4 separate regions of the Homo sapiens genome follow, and regions 2, 3 and 4 are each linked to region 1. Evidence: chromatin loops called from intact Hi-C (ENCODE). Cell type or tissue: ascending aorta. All regions are shown on one strand. Region 1 holds the start of LOC107986617 (a long non-coding RNA gene). Region 2 overlaps LINC02542 (long intergenic non-protein coding RNA 2542). Region 3 has its middle 490 kb from the start of TENT5A. Region 4 overlaps LINC02542 (long intergenic non-protein coding RNA 2542).

Region 1 (8,000 bases):
GGTAGCATCAGACTTGGCAGCGAGAAGGAACTTGCTTTGGCTTTGTTGGTCATTTGCTGATTCCATCTTTTTGGTGAACTTTCAGTTCATTGACCGTTCCCTTTCTCAGTTTGATGCATCCAATTTCTCTCCATAAATCCATAGTTCCTCATATATTATACAGATATCTGAATGAATACAGATATCAGTTTATATTTAAAAATAACCTGAAGCCCTCTTTATGTTTGGAGGTGAGGTTGCAGAGTCAGCTGCTCAGATTGCCAAACCACGTGCACTATTGACTCTTCCAGATACTCTCAGGGATTTGCCATATTATGTTAAAAACAGCTCTTTGCAATTTTTATTGCACACTTGTTATGTGTTGATAAGCATGCATTCCAAAATAGCATTTCTTCTGCCCATACCTTTTACATGTTGCATATAAAACCATATTGCAATCAGATAAAACTATATTCTAAAATGGGATGGCAATGCCTTTCCATTGATAGCAATGCGAAGCTGGGTTTGAGGTGGGATTATACTTCAGGAAGAGACAAAATTCTCACTAGAAAGTTAGTGTAGATAACTCTAGGACTGAGGAGGGTGGGCAGCATATGACTTAATTTAAACACTAACCCAGGATCCTCAAAATGTATACGATTGACTCTATGCACTGACCTTGGAACTGCAAGGTTCAGACTCACAGTGTGCTGGGATAATCATCACTTGGCTGCTTATGTCCTCACTAATTTGTATTTCTTAAAATGCAGAATGTTTCAGGTGGAGAGTGAATCTTCCTGCATAGCACTCTTTGGGAAACTGTCAGAATAGAAAATACTTTGACAGTTTCCATTTTTATGAAATTGATGGGGGCTGAAGGTACACACATATGCAAATTATTTAATAAAGCTTATGGAGAAGTCTATAAACCAGAAAAACTTAATTACATAATAATAATGACTGTATGTTGAATGCTTACTGTGTCCCAGGTACTACTGAAGTTCACAAGAGCAGAAAGAGGTGTAGGATTAGCAGAGAAGAGTGAACTTGTAAATCTGGACCTTCAGAATGCTCTCTTCTAATATTCTTTTCCCCTCCTCACTTGCCCTTCAGATATGTTCATCCTTCAAATCCAAGTGATCTCATTCTTCAGATAATTCTTTAACATCTAGAACTTCACTATCCTATATAAATGACACTAGCTGGCTATTTAAATCTTTTTTTGCCCATTTTATTTTTATTTATTTTTTAAAATTGGCACAAATGTATAAGGTACATATGCAATTGTGTTATATGCATAGATTGCATAGTGGTCACATCAGGGCTTTTAAATTAAATTAAATGAAAAATTTAGTTCCTCAGTTGCATTAGCCATATTTCAACTATTCAATAGCCACATGTAGCTAGTGGCTATCATATAGAACACTTTACAGATATAGAAAATTCTATTGAACAGCATTGACTAGACTACAGATCTCTGTAAAACATAGCTTCTTTTATAATGGTCAGTGTACTTGAATTACTTATATTGCCCCATCTTGCCCACCAGATTGTACATCCCATAAAGTAGGGACTTTTCTATCTTCCTAACTAAACATGGTATATCCGTTATCCAGCATAGTGTCTAGCATGTCTGGTGTCTGATGCACAATAATATTTTTGATAATTCACCAATGCATAGGAGGAAATTTATTACTGTCTGGATGAGTCAGAAATTGTCTCCCAGAAGAGAAAAGATTTGGGTTGGATTTTGAAGGACAAATATGAGCTTGTCAGCTTGAAAAAGAGATAGGCATTCAGGAAAACAGACCAGCACAGTCAAAGACAAAATCATTATAGGTTATGTTTAAGAAAAAGATCAAGTAAGAAGTTCATGGTGGCTGAAGCAGAGTTTGTATGTGTATAGAGTGGGTGTACTGAGGTGCAGAGAATGGTCTGGGAGTGGGTTTATGTAGAAGATGTACAGTTGGAGACAGATAGTGAAGGAGATTTTTGTTATATAATAATTTTAGACTATTTTCTGTAAAGGTGACAGGCACCACAAACAGTTACAGGAAGGAGATTGGTATGTTCAGATTATACCAATTCATTCATTTATTTTAGGAGCATAATTATGGGAGCAATGTGGAAGATGGAATAAACAGGAGAGAAACAAGAACAGAAAAATAAGCTATTTTCTAGTTGTGATACCTGCAGCTATAAAGGAAAGGCTGCAATCAGGGAATAGTCCTGAGGTAGAATAGACAGGATTTGCTAGCTTGTTAATAAGGTGGACGGTGACAAAATGAACAGAGATTATGAATATGGAAGGAGAAACATATTTGGAAAAGAGAATAATTGATTTGATGTGCTCAAAGGCAATACAGTGGGTTAGGAAATTGGCAATATACTTGTGGATCCCAGGAGAGAGGTCCAGGCTGGAGATACAGATTGAGGGGTACAGTTGCCAGCTTTTAGACTGATGGAAGCAATGGGAAGCTCATGAAGAGGCTTGAAACTTAACATGGAAATGAAAGTCAGATACTAGAGAATGCTAACATTTAAAATATCTAAACAGAATAAAAAGCCAATGAAGCTGGTAGAGAAGGGGCAATCATAGGCGCAAAAAAATTTAAGAAGTAGAAAGCAGTTGATAGAAGTCACGAAAGACTAAATGTTGGTCATTAATATCTAGAAATATAGTAATAACAAACCCTGCATTCTTTTCATAGTCTTTAGCATGGTCAACATTGATGCTACATCAATGAAGTCAATACCTAGGTAAATATTTTCCAGCACTAGTGGACTTTCTTTCCTATTTTTCTTTGGTTAGAAACTATTCTCCTGTTCTTCTCTGTCAAAAGTAGAAAACTTACAGCTCATTGTGAAAAATATCTTTGACTGATAGGAACTTCACATTGTGTTTGTTTTAGGGGCATTTCATAGGAATCATTTATTTCCAGAGATAAGTATTTAAAACTGAAATTTTGGCTTTAAATCTGATTTGGAAGCCATTGATATGGGAAGACCATGGTCTTCCGGCATCCTTAAATGTTTAATTCAATAGTTGGCTCCTGATTTTAGAAGGGCGATTGACCTAGGGTAGAGCTAGAGGAGAACTACTAGGATAATCCTAGTAGCCATTGAAGGACAAAACCTTAAGCCATGTTATAGTTTGAAAGATCCAGGATTGTAAACATGAGATGATACCTAACAGATAGCTGAGGGTGTTAAGTAGAGAAAGGACTGAATTTACTCTGTGGCACCTTAAAAGAGAACCGTGAAAGAGGGGTGACATGCTAAAGGGAGGCTGATTGTGTTTCTTATGTTGGACTGTCAGTTTCTTGAGAGTAGGATGTTTTATCATCTAACTCCGTCACTGGGCAATGCTTGACAGATAAAGAAAGTTTTAATATCTGTCTGTTGTACTAGTAAATTGAACCACTCAAATAATTAATTAATTAATCATTCATCCTGCAAGCTCATGAGTTGCCTGTATTAGAACTATTTGAACAGAAGTTAGATTTATCCTTAAAAGAGTGCGTTAGACTCCATGCGTGGGGGAGGGCTGTATTGGAGGACTTTGATGAATTCCTTCTCCACTTTGCTATAGTCGTATGCAATGACACTTGTGATGGCTGGAAACTTGAACTTCAAACATGCGCTGTCTGCAAGTGTTAAGGGGTAAGAAGAAGGAAATGATAAGAAAATGATGAGTTTTGTAGAGATCTGGCATTCATATTGCCCACCTGTAACTCAGGCATTCGACACACAAAAACTCACCATCACACAAGTAAGTTTAAGAAAATAACCACAGAACGTGCTGAGTCTCTTGGATGCCCCTGACTTGTATCCTTCACTTGAATGCACCCAACCTTATTCCTGGAATGTGCTTTTTTTCTGTGTCCCAAATGAGAACAGATTAGTTGGGTAAGAACATATCTCAGACCTTTAGCGTGGCTCAGAGAAACACTGGCATAGTTGATTCAGGAACTAGGAGCTATGTCTTGGGTGCATTAAAAAACAAAAACAAAAAACTATAAATACCTAAAGAAAAGTCTGATGGTTTTGCTGTTCAGTTTTGGCAGAGTTGAAATTAGCTGTAAGGAATCTGGAAATGTGATAATTTGGAAGATAATGAAGTCTCAAGATGCTCAGGACTTACCTGTCAAGGTGCTGACATCTTTGGAATTCTATCTTCAGTGCCATTTCCAAGTTCTAAAGAGAATATAGGCAAGAGTTCAAGCTGAATCTTATTCTTGTCCCTGACCTCCAGAAAATTACTAGTATACTAAAAATAAAATTTCTATTACCATGGTAGTCATAAGAGACAGTAGCGAATGGTTGAAAGCATGGGTTCTGGCGGTTGCCAAACTAGATTTGACTGGGGGCCCAGCTTTGTGATTTTTGGCAAGTTGCTTATCCGCTCTCCAAACTTTAAATTCTTCATCTGTTAAAATGAAAATACTAATACCTACATCATAGGGTTGCCTTTGAGAGTAGAATTAATTATTATTAATTCTATACAATGGAATTAACTTATAAACTGATTCTTCAACACAGAATATTTTTGGAGCACTCAATATGGTAATTTTCATGTGGATTGGATAGATTAATCATACCCAGAATGGGCAGAAATATTTTGCAATGCTCACAGGGGAGACTGAGAAATCCCAAATCAAATCTAAAAACTTTACAATGGCATGAGATTCCTGCTTGCTCTGTCCCCTTCTCCTGTTGCCTATTGAAATGACTGGGAGAGCTGTTAAGCAAGTGCTTAACTCCTCAGGGATTGATGAGTCAGAGTCAGCAAAGAGGACTCTGCTAAGCCTCTGTGACCCTGAGCCCTCCCTTCTCCCAGGTTATGACTGATTCTTGCCCAGTTTTGCATTATTTCACCATGGAGACAAATGTTCTAAAGAGGGAAGGAGGATTTGCTGGGCTTGTTTATTGCTGTAATAACATCTGTCAGGTGTTAAGCAACTACCTTCTCTCCAGCTGCCCCCTTTCCTCCTGTTCCTTTGAATAAGCCTAGATAGTTACCCCAAATACCATTTCTACTGTAGATAGGAGAGTTGCCTCCAAGATTGGTCCTTGGTTGCCAGCTGTGAAAATACTGCCACATCTCCAGTGACACACTATTGTGCAGTGTTTATAACCTGGGGTTAGGCATCAGACTCAACAAGGTTTCCATCTCAGCTCTAGTTACCAACTTAACTTCTCTTACTTTCAGTTTCTCATCCATAAAATAGGATAATAATAGCTTATATTTGATGAAATTAGAGGAGATTATGGCTTTGTAGTAACCATTTCACGTATGTTAGCTTCTAAGATCATTATTATTAAAAATGTTCTCTGGAGCTTTAAATTTATTTTTGGAACTACTTATTCTGGATTCCAAACAGCCCTGGTAGGAGTATAAACTCTGAAAACTACTGGCTCAGGCTCCTGGCTATCTCCAGATTTATGTACATGCCTCTCTTAGTAGGCAAAGTGTCTGGCCAAACTATTGATTGAATGACTCTGTATCAATTATCTTTTGTTGCAGTTATTATTCCTGATGAGACTGTTGGCTAGCTAGATAGTTTTGGGTTCTGCTTATCTGATCTTTGCTTAGTTCTGCTGAGCTCAACGATGCATCTTATGTCTGCTGTTGGGTCAGTTAGAAACAGGCTGATATAGAATAGTGTCACTCACATGGCTGGCTATCAGTTTGGGTGATATGGAGGATGGGACTGTGTATTTCTTCTCATCCAGCAGGCTAGCCTAGGCTTATTTTCATGCTAGAAATTGGGTTCTGAGACAAGAGAGAGGTAAAGCATGCAAGGTTTCTTGATTGTACCCCATCATATTGCATTCTGTTGGCCAAAGCAAGTCACAAAAGCGAGCCCAGGCATAAGAAGCATGAAAATAGACCTCAACTAGCAAAGGACGGATATGCAAAGGCATATTGCAAAGGGTATGGATACAGGGAGTTGTGAACACATAGGGCCATCAGTTTACCATGTACTCACCGTAAAGTAATCATTAGCCCTGGGCATCAATATTCTTGACTCAATAACTGGAACATAAAACTGAACTATTAATCCACTATATTCCATTCAATGTGTTGAAATTGTTGCCTTCTTTCAGTGTTTCAACAACCATTTTCCCAGTGTAGGTGCAAAGGAAGATGAACATAGTATTCTGAATAGGTCAGAGTTTCTGCTCTTTCCTTCTTTTCCACTCTTCCTTTTCACCCACAATCCTGCCTACTACTGAATGTTCTTTGAACTCAGTGATCTTCTCTATTCTGCAGAGTGTAAATCAAGTGTAGAAATAGGTAGGGCAAAAATATGAGAGTAGAATTTAAACTTCTAGAAGTTCTTTCTTCCACATTTGCTCTTGGAATCACTGCATAGTCAAAGTAATGCACAGTTGTCACTTGCCATTCAGTTTTGAGAAATGAGTCTCTCTTTTTCTTATTTCCCTCTCATGCCTATTGCCAATATTTATTTTTCACCATGGAATGGTTGTTGTGAAATTTTTCCTACACTGAGTACTTTTTAAGTTTTTTTATAGCACATAGACCCACTATGGCTAGCATCTCATGGCTCACTTCCCATTAGACATTTGTGAACATGGTCTTTGGATGGTACTTAAGTTTTCTGGAGTGGCAGCGTAAACAGGAATGGAAATTCAGAACAAAGCATCAGAAGGAAATGCTGTGACGTGGGGCATGATGTTCAAGGACCAGTGAAACAAAGGCAAAAACACACAAAGAGTGACCCTGGAATGATTGATTTCATCAACAAGTATGAACCTCAGAGAATTAAGATTACAAAGTGCCATGAAAAGCCAGAAGTGTGATGCCTTTGTGCACCCAAAGACTTTACAATCTGGTTGTTAAGGCAGATCCTGATAGAAAAATATACAATGATATAAGAAGATCATTAAGGGCAGAATTGAGAGGGGTGGTCTGTAAAGAACAAAGTATTATAAGGATGGCTTGGAGTGGCCGAGAAAGGTTGACAGACTCTGGTAAACTGAAAACCCAGGTTATTTCTGAACTGACTCAGAATGGCTGTGTCACCAAAAAAAGGACAAAGGAGTCAAGGAGACTATGTGTACTTCCTTAATTATTTTTATGGTTTGCTGATTCATAGACTGATTGAGCTGCAGGGTTGGAGGGGACTGTAGCTGTCATCTAGCAAAGCTGCTTTCTTGCCATCCAATGTTGGAAAATATTGGAAGCCTTCTTCCACCGTCCTTTCCTTCAGTCCTTGAGTAGATCAGCAGTGCTTCAAACCTTACTGTATGGAATATTGACTTTCTGTGTCTCTGCTGACACACCCTGAAATGGGTAGAACTTAAGGCTCCTTGGAAGAAGACAGTTCATTTCCTGAGTCAGCACAGACCCATCACCTCAGCCTCAAAGCTCTCATTTTATATCTGAATCAAAGGGTGTCCTAAACATGGAACACAGCCCTTCCCTTCCTTTTTTTCCCCGTCAAAGTGAAAAATGGCTGGGTAGGAGCTCTAATTATGTGGAACATGCTGGACACTCTTTTCATGTCCAAGTAAATTGGTGTAACCACTGTCCTTGAAGCAATGAGGTGATGCTGTGGTAACCACAGAGATGGGCTGGTATGCTCACAGTAGCAACAAAATCTAGTATTTGCACAGTGTTTTATAATTGTAACGAGTATTTACATATATTATTTGAATCTTGTTAAATTCAGTACCCTAGACCTGATAACTATTATTATCATAGGCTCTCATTTTTTGAATCTGTAAACTGAGGCTTAGAGAAGTATAACTTGACTTAAATAAGTTAGTAATCAAAACCTAGAACCGAGATTTTTTTTCTCAACTCTCAATTCAGTGCTATTTTTACTACACTGTGATTATTTTTTCTTAATAGTTCATCCCATGATTTTTATTTGTTTGGTAACTTACTGTCTGTAAAAACTCCCCCAAAATAAATTAATGTCATTGGTCTTCATATTTTTCTTAAGAAAACTGGAAAGACTCCAAAGATTTGTCCCCTGTGATCCATTTTG
Region 2 (8,000 bases), 180 kb after region 1:
AATGTATTGACTAATGTGTTTGAAAAATATAGAGATCAGGCGTAATTTAACTTGGATATTCATGATGTAAGAGCTGTGGGAGGTACAAAGAGGAGCTGGTGCCATTCCTTCTGAAACTATTCCAAACAATAGAAAAAGAGGGACTTCTCCCTATCTCATTTTATGAGGCCAGCATCATCCTAATAGCAAAACCTGGCAGTGACACAACAAAAAATTTCAGGCCAATATCCCTGATGAACATCGATGCAAAAATCCTCAGTGAAATACTGGCAAGCCGAATCCAGCAGCACATCAAAAAGCTTATCCACCACAATCAAGTCGGCTTCATTCCTGGGATGCAAGGCTGGTTCAACATATGCAAATCAATAAACGTAATCTGTCACATAAACAGAACCAACGACAAAAACCACATGATTATCTCAATAGATGCAGAAGAGGCCTTCAATAAAATTCAACACCTCTTCATGCCAAAAACCTCAATCAACTAGGTATTGATGGAATGTATCTCAAAATAATAGCTATTTACGACAAACCCACAGCTAATATCATACTGGATGGGCAAAACCTGGAAGCATTCACTTTGAAAATCGGCACAAGACAAGAATGTCCTCTCTCACCACTCCTATTCAATATAGTGTTGGAAGATCTGGCCAGGGCAATCAGGCAAGAGAAAGAAATAAATGGTATTCAAATAGGAAGAGAGGAAGTCAAATTGTCTCTGTTTGCAGATGACATGATTGGATATTTAGAAAACCCCATCGTCTTAGCCCAAAATCTCCTTAAGCTGATAAGCAACTTCAGCAAAGTCTCAGGATACAAAAAGTATAATAATAAAAATAAGAGCTGTGGATAATTTCTTCATTTTGTTGCCCTTTAGACACCGGGCCTATTCTTAGTCTGGCTTCCCTTATGGTAAATGCTAGAATCTCTCAGGACCATAAATAAGCTCCCTTGTTCACTTGGGGAAGGAAGAAAGAATTTTTTGAACAGTCATAGATCAAATGTTCTGAACTTCACTCCCATCAGGCTATTGCCAGACACATGCCTGCCCTTGAATCATTGGCTTTTACCAGGGGATAGTCAGGATGCTGACTGGTTTGGACTAGGTTCTGCACTGATCATCAAACCAATAACTCTGGCAAGGGGAATAGAATTACTTCAATTGGCTCAGATTGATCAGAGTCCAGTAGAACAAAACCCTGTGCACTAATAGGTCTGCGTCACTCAAAAAGGCATTTTATTTTTCTAGTTCACAAAGAGGTACCTATGAATTAGCAGCAGCCATGACCTTGGAGTTTGGGAATCAATCTCATTGGTTTTTGTATTTCTTTTATTTTCACTTTCAGATCCAGAATTCACCCTGCTGTTTCTCCATGAGTCTGACCTGCATCAACTGCCTCCCTTATTCTGGGATTCCAGTTGTGGAGCTCAAGGACAAGTCCATTCTGGGCTGGCTGTATCCAACTTCTTTAGTCCAACTATATCCCCACTGGAAGCCAGGCTCTTTCCAACAGCTGTCACCCATGCCTCTTTCTATGTTTGTTATCTGTCTCTAGGTTCTGGTAACTACTTCCTTCCCTTGCCCCTTCTGGCCTAGGGTGCTACCAATCCCTCCTCCAAATCCAACTGTCACTAGCCTCAAAGTACTTGTAGCTTCCTCACCTTACTTTCACCTTAATAAATGGTCCCCCTACTATCTCTCTTCAAAGCACCCAATTTGAGTGTGCCATCTGTTTCTTGCCAGGATCCTGGTTGGTACATCAACCAAGCTGCACTGATGGAGGAGCACTGTGCTGAACTTTAGGAATGAAGCCACAGGGCCCTCACTGCCCCCATAGTCACCTTGGTCATCTTCTGCCTCCCTGAAAGACTAAATTCAGTCAGTTCAGATACATACACATCCAGACATGTCAGGGAAAACTCCATTTTGTAAGGATCTCTGCTTAAAATGCCAAAAGTTTGAAAGTTGGCAAACACTTGAGAAAAGCACAGTTCTCTGTCTTACTCTTACTCTAAACTTGGAGATAAATGCATTTTTAAAATTGTGCATGTTAGAGTGCTAACGTGTACAAGATCATTTCTGGTGAGACACCACAAACAATATTTTATGAGGCCAAAATAAGAAAGAAGGAAATGAAATAGCTCAGGAATCTCAGGAAGAGCTCATCGAACACTTTGCCTTTATCTCAGACCATTTTATCCACAGCCCTGTTAATCAGGATTGGATATACCTCCATGAGGGAGTCTTAAACGGAGGGAAAGAGATGCCACAACTAAAAAAAAGAATGCAATAGAAGTTTGTCTTAATGCCTGTTCTGTGATGCACAACTTTCGTAAGCCAAAATTTTAACCTTATGAACAATCAGTTCTGTGCTGCCCTTAGCAGAGAACCATAAATTAAAGATAAGCAATGGTTCAGACTTTCCAGGGCCTTGACTCAGGAGTAACTCTGAAATCCCAACCAAATATGTATTTGGTTAAGCAATTTGGCACATTTTTCTATTTTGAGGCATTAAACTATAATTACAAGTCACTTTTATTTCATTCCAAATAAATGTCCCTAAAGTAGATAGAACTAGAGGTTTCCTTTTTTTAAAAAAAGGAAACAGGAAAACAACAAACAAAACCAAAAAGAACAAAAGCAAAACAAAACTTAGTCAAGCTAACAAATTGCATGTATGGTGTGTTTTATAATTTAATCAATATAAAAAATTGAGTGTGCTAGTGCCTCAGGAGGACTCAGAGGACTCAAATACTCAATAGGTTATCTGGAGGAATTTCTCATTGGAGAAAAAAATTAAAGTTCTTTTGAACAACCCACATAATCAAGATAGTAATAATTTAACCTCAAGTTTTTCCTTGATTAAAAAATCCCTTTGCTATTCTGCTCCAGTGTTTGTAATAGATGGTTCAACAAGACTGGTGTTTTGTTAGTTGGAAAAGTAAGCTGATATGAGGGGTGGGGAGAGGAAGGGCAGAAATTTATTAACAATCAGCAAGTAAAGAAAAACAGCCTGCAAATTGTAATGAAAGGAAGAAAGGACAGGAAAGGAAAGGTAGGGCTGGTGGAGAGTGACTGTTCTGCCTGCTTACTGCACAGGCCAAGAACAAACTCACGATAAATACTCCAGGTCCTCAAGAAAAAGGTTTCTGTGCTGAATTATGGTAGTCTACCTGAAATTGGGATGATGAATTAGAAAACCTCTCTCATCGCTTCAAGTCTTGTGATTTATTCATTCAGTGCCATTTATTGTATAACTATATAATTTCTAAAGGGGGATAACTACAAGAAAAAGATGTGATTTCTTCTTTCAGAGATCCCCAAATATAGAAAGCTATTCATATACTGCTTAGATAAACAAAGATTATCTTCTTTTTCTACATTCTATATAATGTTCCTTAAACTCAAGCTCTCTTCTCCCCATCTCTACCTTACCCCTCTGGGTAGCAAGGAAAAATAAAAATAATGTCATTCAATGGTTTCTTTGCCTCCTCTGATTTAAACAGTCTATTTTGATTTCAGATTTCTCTTTGAGGTAAATATTCCGGGAATTCTAAATTTAAGTCCTTATTATAGCGACTTCTTCCTTTCAATTCTTACTTCTTTCCAACGTGGTGTCTGTCCTAGTGATCCTCTTGATGCTGGGAGGAGGAGGAGTCACCTGTTCTCCTGTGGTCTTTCACTGGTTTCCACAGTGGGTGGCTGGTCCAATCCTTGGGTGCAACTTGGTCAGCTCCAGTGTGCTTTGTGGGGTCATGTTTCTGAGCTGAAGTCAGCAGCAAGGGAACTCATGGTCTACTTCTTTGACACACATTCTTTTCAGTCTATATTTGTGGTTCATGGAACTCCTAGAGGCAAACATGGTGCCTGACCACAATGGCATTTGATTTTTTGTTTACTCTGGTATCAATCATAATTTTCTTGTAGCATTTGAAAGGAGAAATCATATATTTCTAAAAACCCTATACATCAAATAATATGTTTTCAGTAAATGTTGGTTTTTTACTGTGCCACCTATTTTTTATCATAATTAACTATTGAACGATGAACTATCTTACATATACTTTTTAAACAGAAAAAATCAATACGATGTTTTTTCACTTCAAACTTGCTAAGTCATGACACATAGGTTTCCTATTACACATGTGAAATGAACACTGCTTTAGTAACAGTATCAATACAAGCAGAAAGGTAAAACAAATCCTCTACTAATTCATGAAATTGAACAGTTATTTAAGCTATTGGTTTGTTACAACATGAGTTACTTGATTGATTTTAGCATTATGCTTCATATATGTGTTTATGTTTTAATTTTGTATTTATTCAGTATCAACGTAGAACAGTACAAAGAAATTATACTCACAAAAACAGTGCAAAGAAATTATCAGAAAACCCAACTATTTTTTCTCAGCTTGCTTATTGCCTTTTATCATATAATTGCATTAAATATTTATGAATGTATTTCCATAAAGATGCAGTAATAAGCTGTATACACTTTCGAGTCCTTTTTTCTTAGTATTAAACATTATTTTCCATGTTGCTAATTTTAATATGTATGATTTTAATAATATTTCATCAACTAGAGATTTCCCTATGAGCTAGGTCATTTCATAGTTTTTCAAGATTATACATAATACTGAAATAGCCATTTTTATAAACATGGTAGAGTTTATTCCCCTCTTGACTGATTTTTTTAGCACTTATATTCCTCAGAAGAGCTCACTGAGTAGTAGAGAATGAAAGTTGCATAGTTTTGACCTGTGTCCCTGGGCTGTCTCCAAAAAGACTGTGTGTTCAACAATGCTTTGCAGGCTCCTGTTTTCACATGGTGACCTCTGCTAGCAATAGTTCAAGTTTCATGGGCAATTTTTTCTCCTGGTGTGACTGAGTCTCCTCTTCTTGAGGTCTTCCATTTCAATTCTAAGATATAAAATATGATTTTTCTGCAACTAGTAGACTAATAGAATTTTCTTTCTTTACCTTTCTTTCTTTCATTTCACCTTAAGCAACTCTTGTTTTCTAACAGCAGAGCAGATTAATTTTTACAAAAAAAACCCATTTTAATTTAAAAAAAAATGGATGTAATAAGTAAAACTTACTGAACATTTACTATGTTCTGGGCATTTTATATGTATTAACTTATTGAATCTTAACAACTGTATATTATTCTCACTGTACACATGAGAATATAGAGATAAAACAGTCAAATAATTTGCCCTCTGTCCCACAGCTAGAGCGTGACAGAGCAGAGATCCCAACCCAAAAGTCTGATATTAGAGTCCCACACTAAATCATGGTGCTTTTCTGGAAATGACAGCAGAAATTGATGTCTGCTAAGTAGCAGTTACATGGAAGACGTGTCTTTTTTTCTTGGGAATTTAGATTTAGATTAGAAATTGGCCAGAAAATAAATAGTCCTCCTTTAATAAATCTCTCCTGTCGTCATCTCCCTATCATCCCCCAGTGCACATATATGAGGGCAGAATGGGAAGGAATATAATATAAAAGACAAACATCTTCATAAAATTTTCATTCAATGAAAGTCACCAAATAAAATTTGAATACAAGTTTTCTGTCAACAATTTGTGGGCCAAACTCTAATCATATTCTTCAGTGGAGCCTAAAATCAACATGGGATTGGTAAAATAATAATTTCTTATACAGCATCCTTTCCCTGAAGTCCACAAAGACGTTTTCAAATAGGAAAACCCAATAAAATTATAAATTATTTACTTAAACATTTTTTCTTTTAGTTTATTGCGGTAAAATGTTTAACATGAGATCTACTCTCAAGAAATTTTTAAGTGTAATTTACTTTTTGAAAATTTGTTCATTAATGACATGTTCTATTTCAGGTTGTTATTTAGAATCTTGTTGATCTAGTAGAGTTAAGCACATTGGCAGATTAATATCTAATTATGTTTTTAATATTAGATTTGAACAACTTTCTTTTGTATTTGTAAGTATTAAGTACTCTCGCCCGGGCGCAGTGGCTCACGCCTGTAATCCCAGCACTTTGGGAGGCTGAGGTGGGAGGACCACCTAAGGTCAGGAGTTCGAGATGAACCTGGCCAACACGGTGAAACCCCATCTCTACTAAAAATACAAAAATTAGCCAAGTGTGGTGGCGGGCACCTGTAATCCCAGCTACTTGGGAGGCTGAGGCACAAGAATCGCTTGAACCCAGGAGGCAGAGGTTGCAGTGAGCCAAGACCGCACCATTGCACTCCAGCCTGGGCAACAAGAGCAAACTTCGTCTCAAAAAAAAAAAAAAAAAAAAAAGTATTCTTATGCTACAAAGGTAGAAACAAAACACAAAGAAAATAAGACTTTAAAAAAATCAGTAGCTTAAAGAGAAAAATCATCCACTATAAAAATTACACTTGAATTTTTAGCTTTTAAAATGCATTTCTTATTTATGTTACTTTCAGCTCAATACTAGGAGGTGCCTTTAAACAGATATTTGTCTGTCTCATCTTGTAGACAAATGCACTGAGGCAAAATAAATCCAAGTCATGAGTGTTAAATGAATCCATCTTTTCTGTGCACTTTCAAGAACTTAATTCAGTTAGAAAGATAAACGAATGTCTCATCTATACTTCATAGCCTATACCTCAACCCAACTGATGATAAGATATATAAAAACATGTCTTAGGAAAATTTTAGGCCCAGCACAGATACTCTGTTAAATAGTTACTGTCTTGGGCTGTCTGAATGTGCAATTTGGCAGCTGTAGCCAATTTGCTGAAGAATCATATCTGTGCCACCTCTCCTTTTCTCATTCAGGTGGTAAAATGATAGCCTACTCCTATGAATCTACTCATTTAGTTTGCTAGTATCTAATTAACGAAGATGTGAACTGTTCTTTCTCTCACTTCAGAGATGAGCTGACTGGCTCATGGCTCCTGCATTCAGGTGAGTTCTCAATCGAGGTTGGCTGGCCTGACTGAGTCAGCACACATCTAGTGGAACTGACTTTCACTGGGGCCTCTTAAGAAGAATGAGTTGAGAAGATGGTAGGGGATCAGCAGAGGAAAATGCTTCTGGGGTTCTATTGGGTGGAGGAGCTATTGCCAAGCTGTGATTAATCAAACACACTTTTTTTTTTTTTTGGTTTCTTTGTTTTAAATTTTTGTTTCCTTTCCAATCTAGTTAGGCTAAATGTTTGTAGACTCAGCCCCAATACCCTTCACGAAGTTTCTACTGCAATATTCTGGCAAAATTAGACTTTCTTTTTGCTTAAGTTGAGCCAGTAAACTATTTAACCAACTATAATTTTTACCATAACTCTGTTGATTATGTTTGTTTGAGCTTGGCTCCTTGATCCACATAATAATGTAAGACTTTGGTCTTGAAGGCTGCAGTGGAGGTGACAGTGGGGTAGGCATTCTAGCTGAAGGGTTTTGAAAGAAAGACAACTGTCCGAAATGATACACACTAGATATAGATATTGACTAGAATAAACATCTAATTAAGATTATTCCAGTTCTTTTGGTCTTTGTTTTACTTAATATAGCTGAATACGCATATCTAAGTTTTCTGACACCAATTTCTTTGTTATTGTTTAATGGATTTAAAGAGCAAGACTTTTTTCTGTCTTATGCAGGTTCACATGAGACACCTTATTAAACCGTATTTCATTGTTCAACACATGTCCTCATTCATTTTTCATCAGTGAGAGATACTGCCTCCTTCTACTTATGGTTTCTGTTCTGTAGCATTAAGTCCTGTAGATTCTTAGTATTTAACTAAAGGTAATTTAAAATAAAATATTGTGAATAAATGTTAGTAATAATAGTAATTGTTGTGGTTGTTAGTGTTACCTTGGAGTTGTGTGAACTTTAGAAATAATTCAAGTGGCTGTCCAGTCTCAGATGTATTTTATTCCCCTTCATAAACTTTCTGTTCAGCAATGCAATGGATTAGTTCAGTGCCTTATGGAGATTTTGGTGGAGGAAATATGCAATTGCTGTGAAAGTCTGCTCAAGGGCTATCTCCT
Region 3 (8,000 bases), 750 kb after region 1:
GGAACATCATACACCAGTGCCTGTAGGGGAGTGGAGGACTGGAGGAGGAATAGCATTAGGAGAAATACCTAATGTAAATGACAAGTTGATGGGTGCAGCAAACCAACATAGCACATGTATACCTACGTAACAAACCTGCATGTTGAGCACGTCTATCCTAAAACTTAAAGTATAATAAAAAAAAAAAGAAGAAAAAGCTAAAAGCAAACAAGCAAAAAAAATGTTTGATAGAATTAACCTATGAGGTTATCTGGTCCTGGGCCTTTCTTTCATAGGAATATTTTGATTACTAATTCATTCTTCTTACTTATTACTTGTGTATTCAGAGTTTCTATTTCTTAATGATTCAGTCCTGGTAGGTTGTATGTTTCTAGGAATTTGTTCATTTCTTCTAAGTTATCCAGTTTGTTAGCCTATAATTGTTTGTAGTAGTCTCCTATGATCCTCTGTTTCATATGATATCAGTTGTAATGTCTCCTTTTTTTTTATTTGAGTCTTTTCTCATTTTTTTCTTGGTTAGTCTTTCTGAAGTTTTGTTAACTTCATCAATCCTTTTAAAAAACCTAACATAATTTTCTTGATCCTTTCTATTGTCTATGTAGCCTCTATTTCATTTAATTTTTCTCTAAACTTTATTAATTTCTTCCCTCTGTTGACTTTGGGCTTAGTTTTTTTTTTCTTTTTCTGGTTTCTTGAGGTGTGAACTTAGATTGTTTATTTGAGGTAATTCTGTTTTATTTATGTATACATTAATTGCTATAAACTTCCCTTTTAGCACTGCATCCCACAAGTTTTGGTATGTTGTATTTCTATTTTCATTTGTCTCAAATACTTTTTGACTTCCCTTTCAATTTATTTTTAATCCATTTTTTGTTCAGAAGCATGTTATTTCACTTCCACATATTTGTAGATTTTCCAAAATTCCTCCTTTTTAGTTTTATATCATTGTGGTAAAAAAGGTACTTGAGATGATTCCAATCTTCTTAAATTTATCAAGACTTGTTTTGTTCCCCAACATGTGACCTATACAGAAGAATGATATTTGTGTGCTGGAGAAAAATGTATATTCTCCTGATCTTAGATGGAGTGTTCTATATATGTTTTTTAGGTGCTTTTGGTTTATTACTGTGTTATTCAAGTCCAGATTTTCCTTATTGATTTTCTGCCTGGGTGATCTATCGAATGTTGAACATAGGGTAGTCAAGTCTACTATTATTATTGTATTGCTGTCTATTTCTCCTTTAATCCTGTTAATATTTGCTTTATATATTTAGGTGCACTGATGTTGGGTGCATATTTATTTACGGTTTTTATATTCTCTTGATAACTTAATCCCTTTATCATTATATAGTGGCCTTACTTGTCTCTTCTGACAAAGTTTGAAATTCTATTTTGTCTGAAATAAGTACAGCCTTCCCTGCTCTTTTTTGGTTACCATTTGCATGGAATATCGTTTTGTTTCCCTCCATTTTTAGCCTATTTGTGTCCTTAAGTCTAACGTGAGTCTCTTGAAGGCAGCATGTTGCCTTATCTTGGCATTTTATCAATTCAATTATTTTATGTCTTTTGATTGAAAAATCCAATCTGTTTACATATAATTATTGATATATAAGGACTTACTATTGTTATTTTGTAAATCATTTACTGCATGTTTGTAGTTCTTTGATTCCTTTCTTCCAGTATTGCTGTCTTACTTTGTAATTGGTTGAATTTTTGTAGCAGTATCCTTTGATCACTTTCACTTTACCTTTCATGTATCTAATAGAAGATTTTTTGTGTGTGGTTACCATGGGGCTTATATAAAACTTCTTATAGTTATTATATATATATATGTATATATATAATTATTATTCCTTAAGTTCTAGGGTACATGTGCAAATGTGCAGGTTTGTTACATAGGTGTACATATGCCATGTTGGTTTGTTGCACCCATCAACTCATCATTTACATTCATTATTATATTTTATTTTAAGATAACTTCAAGCCCATACAAAAACTCTAGAGAAATGAAATACTTAAAGAAAACTCTATGTTCCTATGGTTACTTTATTGGAGAGTCTTCAGCTCTTACGTGTTTGAAAAGCAGCATAGGAAGAAAGCCGCTAGAGTCAGATAGTTTACTGCAAGAAGAACACAGAAGACATCTAGACCACGGTAAATCTTACCATTCTGTAAACTTTTCTACTACAGTCAGATTTTGAAAAACTAACTTTGATTTTCTGAAAAATTCTTCAGTAGGTAATTTATTCAGAGGAAAATAAATATGTTTCCAAATCAGAGATAGGGAGTCACAGATACTTCAAATGGGATTGGGAAGAGGGGAGACTCCACCTTTATTTCCCATCTAGTTGTAATCCAAGTGAAAAGAACAATGTGGGAAAAGGTAAGAAGTTTATCAAAGGACAACACTGAGCTCATATTTCAATCAATAAAAGAAGATAATCAGGGTTTAATATCCCAAGAAATTTTATAGAAATCATAGAGGGCTATACATTTTTATTGTCGCTTACAAGTAATCTCAAGTGGAAAAGACAGAATCTCTTATCATTGTGGTTGAGGACTAAATAAATCTTTTTTTTAAATTTAAAGACCATGATTAAGACTTTTGTCAAATCAAAACACTTCTTTATGAAGAATCCCAAGAAGAAGAAATACGAACAGAAAGAAAAAATAGAAAAACAAGAGATAGAAAGTTACATTGAGCAAAAATTGTTTTCTTACACAAGAGTAAATAAAATACATGCTTTTCATAAGGATAAAAGCAAAGTAATGTGCAAAAAAAAAAAAACCTCTTTACTGTCATTATAAAGCTGAAAAAGACAAATTTGAGAATAGGGAAGTATGAAAAATAGTTACAGAACCCAGCGGCCAGTTATGAAAATGGCACTAATCCTAAAGGAATGTCTGGAAAAATGTTTCCAGTGGAAGCTGGTGAATGGCTGTACCCGTAGTGAAAATGAAAGTAGGGAGCAACAGCCAGCCAAGGGAGGTGCATCAGAGGGAACATTCCGCTGGCCAGAACAAATGATGAAAGCTGAGCGGCCACACTCAGTGCCAGGTCTGGGACAGTCTGGAGAGAGAGGAAGCCAAGGTGGAGCCCAAGTAGGTAGGAAAAATATACCAAAATTCCAAGTTATGAAAAGCAAAAACTGAAAGGTCATTTTGGTATCCCTTACTCTTTAGTTGATGAGTATCATTGTTGAATATTAACGTAATGCTTAGGAAGAACATATCTTGGATGACATGACCAAAACTAACTTGAGAAGGGATTGTTTTAAAATCACTTAGCACTTCATTTACTCAACTAATATTTTGATAGAGCTTTTTTTTTCTTTTTCTTTTTCTTTCTTTCTTTTTTTTTTTTTTTCTAAGCACTGGGCTAGGTTTTTGAGGTACAAAGTTGAAAAGGAAGTCAGGGTAAGAAACCTGTTTAAGAAGGTTAGACAAGACTAACATTATCAAATACTACAAAGTAATAAGATCAAATTTAGAAGTATTCATTGGATTAGGAAATTAGAAGACGGTGGGTAATTTTAGCAGAAGCAACTTTAGTGAATGGTAGGGATAGAAAGAAGATTATGGTTAACTGAAAAATAATTTAGTGGTAGGTTCTTATTTAAAAAGAGGTGTATTTAACTTTTCTGATGTTCCTGATTGAAAGCAAAGAAAGAAAATAAGAGAGAAGCTAGAGGAAATATAAGACTCAGGTTCTGTGCTTATATTATCATCATTTTTTTAAAAAATAAAAATGTTAATTCAAATTGGCAGCATTTATGATACATTATCTGGTTTATCCATATTAGTAAAGTAATGATAACTTAGGCTTGGAAAAGATCTTAGAGGTCATCCAATCAGCTTTTCACATTTTATAGAGGAAGAAGCCGAGGGCTTGAAAGTTGTGATTTTCTAGCCATTCCTTTAAAAACCTATAACAGCAGACATCACCTGCTCAATGTAAGGGAATAAAAACTGTAATAATTATTTAGGACCTTCTTCTCTCTTTTCTTCCTACCTTCTTTCTTTCCTTCGTTTCTTCCTTTCTTCCCCATTTCTTCCTTTAAGATTTGAAAAGTTCTTCTAATGCTATCCATTCTAAATAAAGTACATGATTAAAGCTGTTATTCATAGATAAGATGTAGCTATAGCCCCATACTTTTTAATATAGCCCTATATTGAAGTCATGTTAATGGCAGCGGTGGCTGTCTGGAGCAGCCGATTTGAAGACGCTGGCTGTAGTGGGGAGGTGCGGCCAGGGCTGCATGCTCTACAGAGCTGGCGGGAGCTGGGAACAGGTGGAAGCCCCGTCCCCGTCTGAGTTGGCAGGGTGGGAGCCCCACTCTCCCAAGCACAGCTGCAGCTCCGGACCCGGACATCCCTGTGCTCTTGGGGGCCTGGGAAACCCCTCTGTCCCCACAGGCTTGGAAGTGCCTGCTTCCCTGCAAGGCCTCTCCCTGCTTCTGGCACCCACTCCAATTTTGGAGCAAAGTTGAGGCCAAGCCTGGGTGCTGTCCCAACCCTGCCCAGTGTACATGAGATCGGGGCAGTGCTGACACACCAGTCCTCTGCGTCTCGGCCCCTTCTGGACCTTGGACCCAACGAGCAAGGGAGCAAGGATGAGGGGGTGCTGACGGCAGCTCATCTCTAGACTGAAGGCACCCCTCAGCAGGAAGAGCCTGGGCACCATAAATGGCGGCAGGAGACAGACAAGCCCCGGGCAGAAAGGGATGGGCCCCTAATGAAGCTCCGTCTTCAAGCCAGGGACAGCCTAAAGCGCAGGGCCAGGCTGCCAGTTCCGCAGACTACAGTGAGAACTTCTGGTGCTTTTTCTGGGCCGCCCATAGACGCCCATGGATGCCCATGGACCAATCAGCTTGCCCTTCCTCCTTAAAGAGCCTGGATTTAGCCAGACTCAGAGGATGGGAAGGCCTGCCTGTGGAGAGGAGCTATCCAATGTCGGTCTTTTCTCTGCTGAGGGCTGCACAGATGCTGGGATGAGCTGCCTGTGGAAAGGAGCTATTCACTTTGGGTCCCCTAAGGGCTGTACCATTGCTCATTAAAGCACCTCTTCACCTTGCTCACACTCAAGTTGCCTGCCTACCTCTTTCTCCCTGGACATGGGACAAGAACTTGGGACCTGCTGAATGGTGGGACTGAAAGAGCTTTAATAGAAACAGGGTTGAAACAACATCCCCACTCTGCGCTCGTCAGTTGCCAGCAAGGAGAAGCAGAGAAGACAGAAGGAAAGAAGAGCTGCTGCCCTTTGGGGATCCCAGACCTAGGAACTCCTCAAGCCACAGCTGTGACATCCTCTTTTGCAGTACGCCTGGTCTAATGCAGCACTGCAGGAAGCCGGCACCTGTTCCAGCACCCGGAGCTGCCCACCCTGCCACAGCTGGCATGCCTGTCTGTGCGCAGTGGCCAGACTCCTCACCACTCTGCGCCTGGCTTGCCCTTGACAGGTGTGAGATCTGGGCCAGTAGCACAGCCGAGCACAGCCTGTCAGGCCAAGTGAGCAAAGTGAGCCCAGTGGACCCAGGCAAAACTCAGGCAGAGATGCCACCGGTCACAGAGGTTCCCAGCTGGTGAAGCGATAACCCAAGGATCCCATGACAATGTAATTAAAAGTACATTTTGGAATGATCTTATTATTGCCTCATTTCTACTTTTACTTTGTTTTTGTGTATCTGACATTCATGTATAATTATTCTTACATAAAGTAACTTATTTTCAAAATAAAACAACCACACATAAATTGTACGTTTTTCTTATACAAATAATTTTAAAGACAGTCATAATTGTTGACAGGTCTAGTGTTATGAATAGTATAAAACCAAATGTCTTAGCAATAATTTTTAAGTACTGTTATTCAGTAACTACGTACCTTATAGCTGGATTATTTTCATTTAAAGTGTCAGTAAAAGTAACATTAAGTAGAGAGAAGGCTTCAAACCCTGTAGCAAATAGTAGCCATTTTCTTCAGCCGAAAGTTTTCACATTAAAAATATTTAGTGCTTAAATGCAGACATTATGTTAACCTGGGGAAAAAATACAGGATTTAAAAACCTTATGTGAACTGCTCTAATTGAGCCAAAATACACAAATTATAGCATTATTACATTTGGAGGAGGAAAAGGACTATTAGTTCATTTAGTGTTTCCCCTGCTAAATTTGAACAGTTCCTTACAACATATTTCCTAACACTGTAAGTCTGGTTTTGAAAGTTTCACATGATAACACTTTTCAATACATCCTTAAGAAGCTATTAATCTAGTTGAGCCTCAAAGGACGTCTCTAATAGTGTCAAACTGGAAGCTTTCTTGTCTTAACATGACTCCACTAGCTTCCCTGCCAGGTACCCATCTCCAAAACTCCTCCTCCTCCTCCTCTTCCCCCTCCCCCTTCCTCTTCCCCTCCCCCTCCCCTTCCTCTTCTTCCTCCTCTTCGTTCTCCTCTTCCTCCTCCTCCTCCTTCCTCTGCTTCTTCTCCTTCCTCTGCTTCTTCTCCTTCCTCTTCTTCTCCTCCTCTTTCTTCTTCTTCTTCCTCTTCTTCTTTCTCCTTCTTCTTCCTCTTCTTCTTTCTCCTCCTCCTCCTCCTCCTCCTTCTCCTTCTTTTTCTTCTTCTTCTTCTTCTTCTTCTTCTTCTTCTTCTTCTTCTTCTTCTTCTTCTTCTTCTTCCTCTTCTCTTCCTACTCTCCTCCCTCCTCCTCCTAAACCTCCATTTCTTCATCTTCATCCTCCTATTATTCTCCTCCTTCTTCTTCTCTTCTTCTTCTTTTCTTCTTCTTCCTCTTCTTCTTCTTTTCTCCTTCTCTTTCTCTTTCTCCTCCTCCTCCTTCTCCTCCTTTTCCTTCTCCTCCTATTTTAACTGCATAAAACCAGTATGGAGGACACTTATATAAGTGGTAGAACTTTGCCAACAGTGACTGATTCCCACTCCTTCTCCAAGTTCAGACACTGACAGTAAAGTGTTGTCATTTGTTACTAAGTACCTAAAAGTATCTTGCTCTTTTTTCCAAATGTAGTGTTATCTGAAAGTGGCTAGGAGCACTTAAAATTATATATATATATATAATGTCCTAGAGATGGATGGGTTTCCTATTATTGTTAGCACTGTGTTTTCCCAGCCCTGTGTGAAAGCAGGAATTCCATCACATCAGCTTGTTTAAAAGAGATATGAGATGTCAAACTGAATAATTATCCACAGTCAATTTACTTTCTCTAAATTAGTTTAGAGAACAGAGGAAAACTGAGGTTTATACCTTGAGAATGCCAAGTCATTGTTTCAATCCAATTGAAATCTGAAATAGTCATTCTGAAAGAGAACTGAAAGGCATTTTTTGAAATTTGGGCAAACATATGCGAAAGTATAAACATATTCAGTTGAAAGGTACTTAAAACACGTATATTGATATGTGTGAGCCATTGTGTGCTACAATTGGCTTATACCTGCCTGGGTTTCAGGAATTTTGCGAGTTGAACATGCTCATGATTAAATATTAAATTACATAAACTAACAGATATGTTAAAGCAAGAGTAATAAATTCTAAATAATTATGTATTGATTATGTTAATACATTTTAGTGTTATCTATGCTCTTGAGGTTACTTACGTTTATTGCATTTTATACTAGAAACACCATTTTCTAGTAGGGTACTGAACATCTCTTCTCAGTACCACTTTTAGTGACTTCATTGTGATAGCTCAAAATCAGCAAACACTACCAAGCAGCTAGCATTTTGGCCCACTAAAAGCTGATTGTTACTTATTTAATATACCTCTGTTTACAAGATTACAAAAATACATTTACTGTTAAAAATCCTTAAACATATATAGTTAAGAAAAAAGGAAGACACTAAATATACATCAACAATTTTATCAATAGCAGTATCAACTTGTACAAAATGGACTTGTATGTTTACGTTCATACCACTCCACATTTTAGCTAAGAATAGCAATTTTATGTTTGAACTGAACTCTGTTATTGTATTATTATATTATAGC
Region 4 (8,000 bases), 160 kb after region 1:
GTACAATATCCAAAAAATAAAACAATTCCTGGTTACCTAGAGTAACTACTAACATTGTTAGAAATGATTCAGACAAACATATTGATAGGGCCTGAACACATAGAGAACTCCTTAGCTTTCAGTAGTAGAATTCATCCACTCCTCCCAAGAGTAGAGATATGAAAGCTTTTAGTTAGAGCACGAAATCAACTTTAACTATCTCCTATAGTAACAAGGGAATCAACGCCAACCTTTTAAGTAAACAGGTACCTATGCTGTTTAAATATTTGCACCAATTGACAATGGAGGCAAATATTTACCTACATTCTGGTAAATATGGCAATTTAAGTTTCCTTCTATGAAATTTTGAGCTAATTCTGGGGACTTTTTTTGTTGTGTGTGTAACTTGTAGTTTTACACTATTATACTGTATTTATCCTAATTTGTAGATTCAAATTTATAATATATTTGCTTGGATGAGGTTTGTTTTAGAATCATAGTCTCAACTTCATAAGTGTTTTAGAATCATAGTCTCAACTTCATAACTGGTTAAGCTAGAAATGGTACCAGAGTTAATACTGGGTATCATACCATGAACTAAAGTGTAAAGTTGGCAAATACATTTTGTGTCCTGTTCATAAAGGATCCTATCTTAATGGGTCTTTCCTCCTGAGTCATCTTTTCATAGATTTCTTGCTGAATCCAACTCCCTGGAAGTCACCAGGGAGACCAGAGACACTTTGGTGAAAATCGTTCCTAAATAGAATAAAATATGTCCTAGTAGAAAAGTTTTCATACGTTTTCAGTGACTGTTTCTCTAATTCATTCTTAATATTCTTGTAGCCATAAATAAAAATAATAATATGATGAATCTCATTTCCTTTTTTTTGTCTTTTTAAAGATTCTTGACTCTTGGCTGTTTTCCTCTACTTAGCATCTTGAAGCCCTTTCCCACCTATAGTTAGCGCTTACTGGTGAATATGTCACCTAATTTTTGTTCTAGCTTAGACCAGAACTCAAACGGTTTCTGGTGGCATTATTCATCATTATTTTAATAACCTTTTCTTTTTCTGCAATTGACTTTGAGGTCTTGGATACTCTCTCCTTTTCAGTATAATCAGTTGTGAAATACAAATGTCAGGCTAGGTTTTCTCTAACTGAGATTGGACTTCAAAACTCTATAATCCTGTAATGCTTGTTTCCCTATGTCAGCTGCTGATATTTTTGGTTACTTGGAAGTTGGTCTTCACAATCAGACTCCCCTGCCTGTTTGGCATTAGCTGCCTGTTCGTCCTGCACTCCATGAGCCTCCTCTCACACAGGAATCTCTTTGATCTCAAAGACAGCTCTGTAAGGTGCAGAGAAAAACAAATACCAGGCTATTTCCCTCTATGGTGCTCATGACAATAATGAGTTGTTCAAGAGAATAAGAAAGCTTAAAAACAACTCATAGTACTATCCTTGAAGCACCTTTCACAAGTGCCAAATTAATTTCTGTCAATACAAACATGTTATTTAAAAAAAGAAATTTCCCAAACATAAAAGGAATAGAATAAATGACATTTCAAAATGGCTTTGATTATCCATTTTCATAAATATACCAGCAGCCTGGGAGGAAAAATTTCTGCTTGTACCACTAACCTAAATTCTCCAGAGGTTTGAGGGAATGATTTTTATAGCAGTCCTTTCTTTATTAAGCAGTCATATTAAATTATTGCAGCATACATGTAATTTACCAATGTCTGACCTGCTTTGAAATATGCTTTTTCTTAGAAATAAGTAATGAATCATGCGTGGATACACATAAATTAAATTAATTTGATAGTGAACATTAGGAAGCAAGAAATCAGTAATAAAATATGACCCTAGTGCCTTCCAAGTAAAAAGTAAAGACATCTAATATTGGAGCCTAGCAAAGCATTGAATATGCATTAAATTTAAAACCTGGGATAAATAAGAATCATAAGACTTGAGTTAAGATATGTTGCTTTTTAAGTGAGGTACTTCTGTAATAAGATAGTTGATTAGAAAATATTGAAGAATACTAAGCCAGAGCATGTATACATAGTCTATATTTCGAAGAGATGACTCTGAAATTGCACATAACTCCATTTGCATACAGCAACCCTCCCGTATCTGCAGAGGCTATGTTCCAAGAACCACAGTGGATGCCTGAAACCATGGATAATGCCAAACCATACACATACAATACTATTTTTTTAATCTGGTAATTGAGATGGTGACGAAGTGAGTAACAGGCAGGTAGCATGTACAGTGTCCTTATGCTGGACCAAGGGATGATTTGCATCCCATGCAAGATAAAGGAGGATGGCACAAGATTTCATCATGCTACTCAGAACAGCACACAATAAAAAACTTATAAATTGTTTCTTTCTGAAATTTTTTATTTAATATTTTTGAACCATGGTTGACTGCAAGTAACTGAAACTTCAGAAAGAAGAGTTGCAGATGGAGGGGGCTACTGTATGTGTTAGATACTTCACTTGAATGTGATATATGAGAATGATGGATTGCATCTATTTAATAAAACTAAAACAAATCTTGGCCTCCAAAGGACAAGAGTGTTTTGCTTTCAAACTGTGGAGAAATTGTTTGAGTATTTCTACCTCTTATTTCTGTAGAGATTAAGAATACAGCCTTTGGAATTATAAATATTTTGCATACTTTCTCAATAACTTCGGGAAAACTACTTGAGAAAACTCTCCAAACATCATTTCTTCATTTCTAAGCCAGGGACAATAATACCTATATCATAGAATTGTTGGAATAATAAGATAAAAAATAAAATAAAAAATATGTATGTGTATGGTAAGGTCTGACACCGTTATTGTTATTTATTTTTCTGGATGTCATGGGTTTTCTGTACCTGATGAACATGTATGACTGTTCTATAGGTGTCTGTGGGGTTGAAAGGAGGTCTGGTACCAGGAAGTGGATGGAACAATTCTGCACCTTCCTGCTTCTGTGTGAGCACTGGCCATATGATTTGAAGCTGCTGAAATTTGAGGTTGATCTAGCATTTTGATTGGGAAAGGGGCAAGTGTTGAGAAAAAGGAATAAAGTTTTTGCAGGGATGACAGAGATGTTACTCAGCACTCCAAAAACATGGTCTCACCCCAAGCCTGACATGGCCTCAGAATCTTTCCCAACAGAGCACACCAATAATTGGAGTTGGCCCAAGTGATGAAATTTGTTTTCTGTCTGTTAAGATGATCAGTGACACTCAAAGTGTGTTGTTGGACCAGCAGCATCAACGTGATCTGGGTATTTGTTAGAGGTATAAGTTCTCAGGCCTACCCACAGACCTACTGAATCAGAATTTTGGGGTGTGGGACCCAGGGGTCTGCATTTATCAAGCCTTCTAGGTGATTCTGATGGATGCCCACTTAGATGTTTGGCACATTAATAAAATAGGGATTGCTCACATGGAAAACCAGTGAAATCCACAGAATCTAATGCTTATGGAGGAGTTATTACATTCCAGGCAATGTCTGCTTTTCATATGCCTAATCCTCCCAACAATCCTTTGATTATTGAATAATCAAATAATCAGATAAATAGATGAGAAACATGAGATAAAGAGAAGGAAAGAAGGGAGGGAAGGAGGGAGAGAGGTAGGAAGGAGAGAAAGAAAGGAATAAAAACTACATTTCAGAATTGTTATATAACATTCATGCAGCTACTAGGAGGTAGGGTTAGAAGTCAATTCTTAATTCCCAGTTTAACTTCAAATTTCAAAGCCAAACATGTTTCCCCTTCCATTCTGCCACACTAAGCAATATAGGTAATAAACAAATGTTTCTATGGTGCCAACACAATTTAAAGAATTGTTTGGGCCAGAAAAAAGTCACTGGAAAAATTAGACCTGAGTTCACTTCTCTTTTCACAGAGTAATGTAATTTCTCACAAAATCATTATGAACCAAGAAGTCATCCAATTTCTAAAATCTTGGAATAACTTTATCCACCATGAAATCCAGAGAGGCTGTGGGAAGAAAATCATATGTCAATGCAGATTTGGCTCTTAGAGCTAGAAGAGAAAGTTTTGGTCAGAACACTGGGATTGATAATAAAAATTCCCAGTCACTTTTAAAATTTTTAGCAGATTATGTGTTATGTTTTCTGAAATGGCTTGCCAGATAAAGTTTCAGGAAGAGGTCTGAATAAAATGTTCTAGCAACTGTTTCTTTTTCTTCCATGTTTTCTTTTTGAATACTTCTCCTTTTTGGCCAGAAAGCATTTTTCTTGTGCCTGACAAAATAAGCAAAATGCAAACTAGACAAAGAATAGTGTACCTTAAAAAAATACTGTATGAATGTATTTATTTTGGCTGATGAAGATATTTCCCTAAGATCCGAAGACTCCATAGAAGCTACTTTTATTAGAACCTCAGTGTTTGATCAGGTACGTAAAAGATGAATGCCTTTGCACAAGAAAGCAGAACATGAAGATCACATGGACTTGTCTGGATTGGGTGATTCCTGGCCACTTGTTGCTGATGACATCATCATTGATAATCATTGGTCTCAAATGCTGGCGTGGCCTGGGAGGCTGGTGTCTTGCCAAATGGTGCATATTCCCTGTGCAGGATATGAAGGCCTGTTTTGGTTTTCACTTCTTGCAGTCATTTGATATACATGCAATTATTTCAGCATACAAAGGGAAAACTAAATGTCAGATGTCAGGTCAAAGATAAATAGATTGGTTCCCAACTGACTGTCATGCTATATATGTGACCTTAGTCCTAGGGTTTTTTTTATCTGAACCAAGTTACTGGGAAAAGGAACCATGAATTTTCTTTGCTTAATACTAGTTTGTCAGAATCTATTGATGGATTTCTGTGTGGCATATTGAACTTCATCCAATATTATGTGTAGAAGTTTTCTTTTCTTCTTTTCTTCCCCCTTCTAGTTGTGGCTATTCAGCAGGTTATCACATTTCTGTAGATTGTTTTAAAGCTTCCATACTTTTCATTCTCTGCTGAAAGTTGGTCAAAGTATGAGAAACAGAAAAAAAAGTATTATACTTTTATAGCCAGGGTCCCAAAGTCTCAAACTTTGATGCTAATTGTTTCTATGAGATTTTCTACAGTGAGTGAGAGAATTCCTCAGTTTATAGTATTATCTCTTGTCAGTGGTTGCTCTTTTGTAGAGCTTAACAAATATTTTCGGGCAGTCTGTGTGTGTTACTGCACCTGCACAATGCTGAAGCTGCTACAGATATGTGCGTAGTGTTTGTGAACAATCACCAGCATTATAGGTGGCAATTCTAACAGTTCAGATAGAGAGGCAGTTCCTAAGACCAGTGGCATGGCATGCCAATGGCAGTTGCCTCCCAGCTGGGAGAGGCCGGGGGTTTGTGCCATCTCCAAATGTAACCCTAACTCTGTCTTCAACACAGAGATTCATCACATGGATTTGAGCTGTCCAAAACACTTGATTAAAAATTCAGTTGAATCCAATAAATATTTACTGAGCATTGTATTTTGCCTTCAGGATAAATAAAATGCGATAGTATGTCTGCCCTTAGTTTTGTGAATTGTAGTGGAGGCAAAGCAAAGTTAAAACCTATTTAATGGTCCCAGAATGACAGCCTTTCATCAGGATTCATGATGATAAACATGATAACAGTAACTAGGAATGAAAATCACGTATTGTGAAATTGCTGTGTGCTAGATATGATGCTTGACTCCTTATGCATATTATTTCCTTTAATCCCCCCAAGCCCTCTACATATTACTATTTATATATTAAAATTGAAGAAACTGAAGCTCATAGAAGTTAATCATGCAAACATACCCTGACCACTTGGTGTAGCTTAAACCTGACCACAGGTCTGCACTCTTTCCTTTTCTATTCTGGATATTTCCAGTCTCCAAACTGGCAATTCTGGTACTGGCATTTTGATAAAGAGAGCTACCTGGAGCAAGGCTTATCTAGGTTGATTTTTACTGAAGGACAGAAAGGCACAATCAAAGCCTATGGGAAAGAGATAGTCATCAGGCAAATGACATCATTATATCATAATAATAACTACCACATCAACAGGCACATTTTATAAGGCAAATATCTAGATATCTACCATTTTAAGCATTTTTTTTGTGAATTGACTTTTTAAAAATCCCACAACAGCCCTATTAGGCGGATAGTGTTATTATCTACATATTACAGTTGAGGAAACTGAGGCACTCAGCTGCTAAATTACCCAAAGTCACCCAACTAATGTGGTGACAGATCTAGAAGATACCATTCTTTTGAATTAATTCCGGATGTTGGTTTCAAGACAAATGGCCAAATAAAATGCAGGAATTAGCTTTAAAAAAATTAAACTGCCTCTGGAATGTTGCTTTGCCATGACAGGAGGAAGGAAGACAAAAAGTCATATATCACTCCTAAATTCTTCTGCCTGAATGCAATTCACATCACTTTTCCTCACTTATCATTGGCCAAAGCAAGTCATATGGTCATGCCCATCTTCAAGGGGGTGGGGAGTGCTATCCTACCATGTACCCAGAAGAGTATCTGGAAATAGTGAAAACACTGTTAATAAGTCCCACAGGGGTGATATTTGAAGAGTGTTCCAGACACAGTCAACAGCTGAGGCTTGATAAAGTTCCATGAGCCTGGGAAACTACAGATATTTTTATACTACTAAATAGTGAGTCAGGGAGTATCAGGCATCTTTGGCAATGGTAGACTGAAGTCAGGTTTTAAAGGCCCTTGTACCCACTCTTACAAACTTAGACTTTATTCTGTAAGCTATAGGGAAGCTTTGAGGACTGTAAGAAGGAGAATGCTCATCAGATTTGGTTTTACCCCAGGTGGCTTTGGTGCAGTGAATGAGTTTGGAGAAGTCAAGACTACAAATAAGAAACTCAATTAGAATGTAATTAAACTTATGAGACTAAAACTACATGAGAGATATAGAAGTAAAGCAGAGAAGATTAATAAATATCTAGGAGATACAATGCACAGAATATGTTATTTAATTGAACATGCAGAATGAGAGCACAGAGAAAACTAGCAAAGCTCTCAGAATTAAGGTTTGTAGATGTTTATTTATAAAATGATGTACAGAGAAAACTAGCAAAGCTCTCAGAATTAAGGTTTGTAGATGTTTATTTATAAAATGATGTAGGGAATATGGGAAGGGCAGGATTGAGCATAAAATAAATTTTATATGTAGCCTATGGATCTCATATTATTGGAAGCATCCAACAGATATTTGTATATGTGAGTTGAAATCTGGAGGGAAGGTCGTGGATGAAGATTTAGTTTCAAAAATCAATAGGACATGGAAAGTAGTTAAAATCCTGAAAGTGGATGACAGTCCAAAGAGAACCTTCACCATGAAAAAAGCAGTGGAAGAAGAATGGAACTAGGAAACTCAACGTTTAAGAGAGAGGCAAACTGGGAGTAGCTCATGAAAGAGATAGAGAAGGACTGGACAGAGGTAAATATAAAGAGTTGAGAAAGAGACCTCAACAAAGCTAAATACATCAATCAGATCAAGAACAATAAATAAAATCTCAAAGTGCCCTTTGGACTTGAGTATAATTGAGTCAGTGAATGCACTTTGATAGAACATGTCAATTAATTGGTTGGAACAGAAAGCAAATTTCTGTGAGCTAAGGAGTGATTGGGTAGTGCCAGAATGAAGATGGGGAATATAGGTTATTTTGTCAAAAAGTTTAAAAAGAGGAAGCAGCAAACTAGTTTATTAATGGGGACATAAGGTCAAGAGATTTCATAAAATTAGAGATTCTTGGTCATGTTTATAAGCTACGCAGAAAGAAATGGTAATGCTGGGAATATGAGAAATGGAAGACGTAAAATAAATAAATGGCATCCTTATTTCCTAAATAGTCAACAATTATAGTTTTGACTACTATGCATTTGCTATAGGAGACTAATTTTTCAAGAAAAATAAATATATTATGAAACAACAAAATCCTTATAAAAAGGGCTGAATTATTCAGGGAACTGAGCAGGAGTTTCTGAG

What was found. A loop is a pair of places that touch in the nucleus more often than their neighbours do. Peaks named below come from ENCODE experiments on the same cell type or tissue, not always from the same donor. Only the 100,000 strongest peaks of a DNase experiment are listed, where the experiment ranks them.
Region 2: a loop joins it to region 1, with 2.5 times the contacts of the local background. A loop is called at or near these places in 4 of 110 quality-filtered maps.
Region 3: it touches region 1 in a loop (2.1-fold over the local background); 2 of 110 quality-filtered maps call a loop at or near these places.
Region 4: a loop joins it to region 1, with 2.5 times the contacts of the local background. A loop is called at or near these places in 3 of 110 quality-filtered maps.

What each region holds. Positions count from the first base shown.
Region 1 is chr6:82,014,314-82,022,313 of GRCh38, reverse strand. The region is part of intron 3 of LINC02542 (long intergenic non-protein coding RNA 2542); the gene reads left to right. LOC107986617 (a long non-coding RNA gene) reads right to left here and starts at 4,710. Exons shown (of 4, transcript XR_001744231.2): 1 at 4,272-4,710; 2 at 4,124-4,176. RefSeq lists an enhancer at 4,628-4,922. In ascending aorta, no CTCF peak of the experiment used is centred here; DNase peaks (open chromatin) are centred at 4,333 and 4,793; H3K4me3 peaks cover 750 bases; H3K27ac peaks cover 4,732 bases.
Region 2 is chr6:81,839,256-81,847,255 of GRCh38, reverse strand. LINC02542 (long intergenic non-protein coding RNA 2542) reads left to right here. Exons shown (of 4, transcript NR_149135.1): 4 at 1,347-3,475. Among named protein-coding and RNA genes, the nearest start is that of LINC01526, 29 kb to the right of the region's middle. In ascending aorta, no CTCF peak of the experiment used is centred here; a DNase peak (open chromatin) is centred at 4,773; H3K27ac peaks cover 3,938 bases.
Region 3 is chr6:81,260,293-81,268,292 of GRCh38, reverse strand. No RefSeq gene overlaps it. Among named protein-coding and RNA genes, the nearest start is that of TENT5A, 490 kb to the left of the region's middle. RefSeq lists an enhancer at 4,115-5,009. In ascending aorta, no CTCF peak of the experiment used is centred here; a DNase peak (open chromatin) is centred at 3,002; H3K4me3 peaks cover 983 bases; H3K27ac peaks cover 2,816 bases.
Region 4 is chr6:81,856,597-81,864,596 of GRCh38, reverse strand. The region is part of intron 3 of LINC02542 (long intergenic non-protein coding RNA 2542); the gene reads left to right. Among named protein-coding and RNA genes, the nearest start is that of LINC01526, 46 kb to the right of the region's middle. In ascending aorta, no CTCF peak of the experiment used is centred here; a DNase peak (open chromatin) is centred at 4,526; H3K27ac peaks cover 4,541 bases.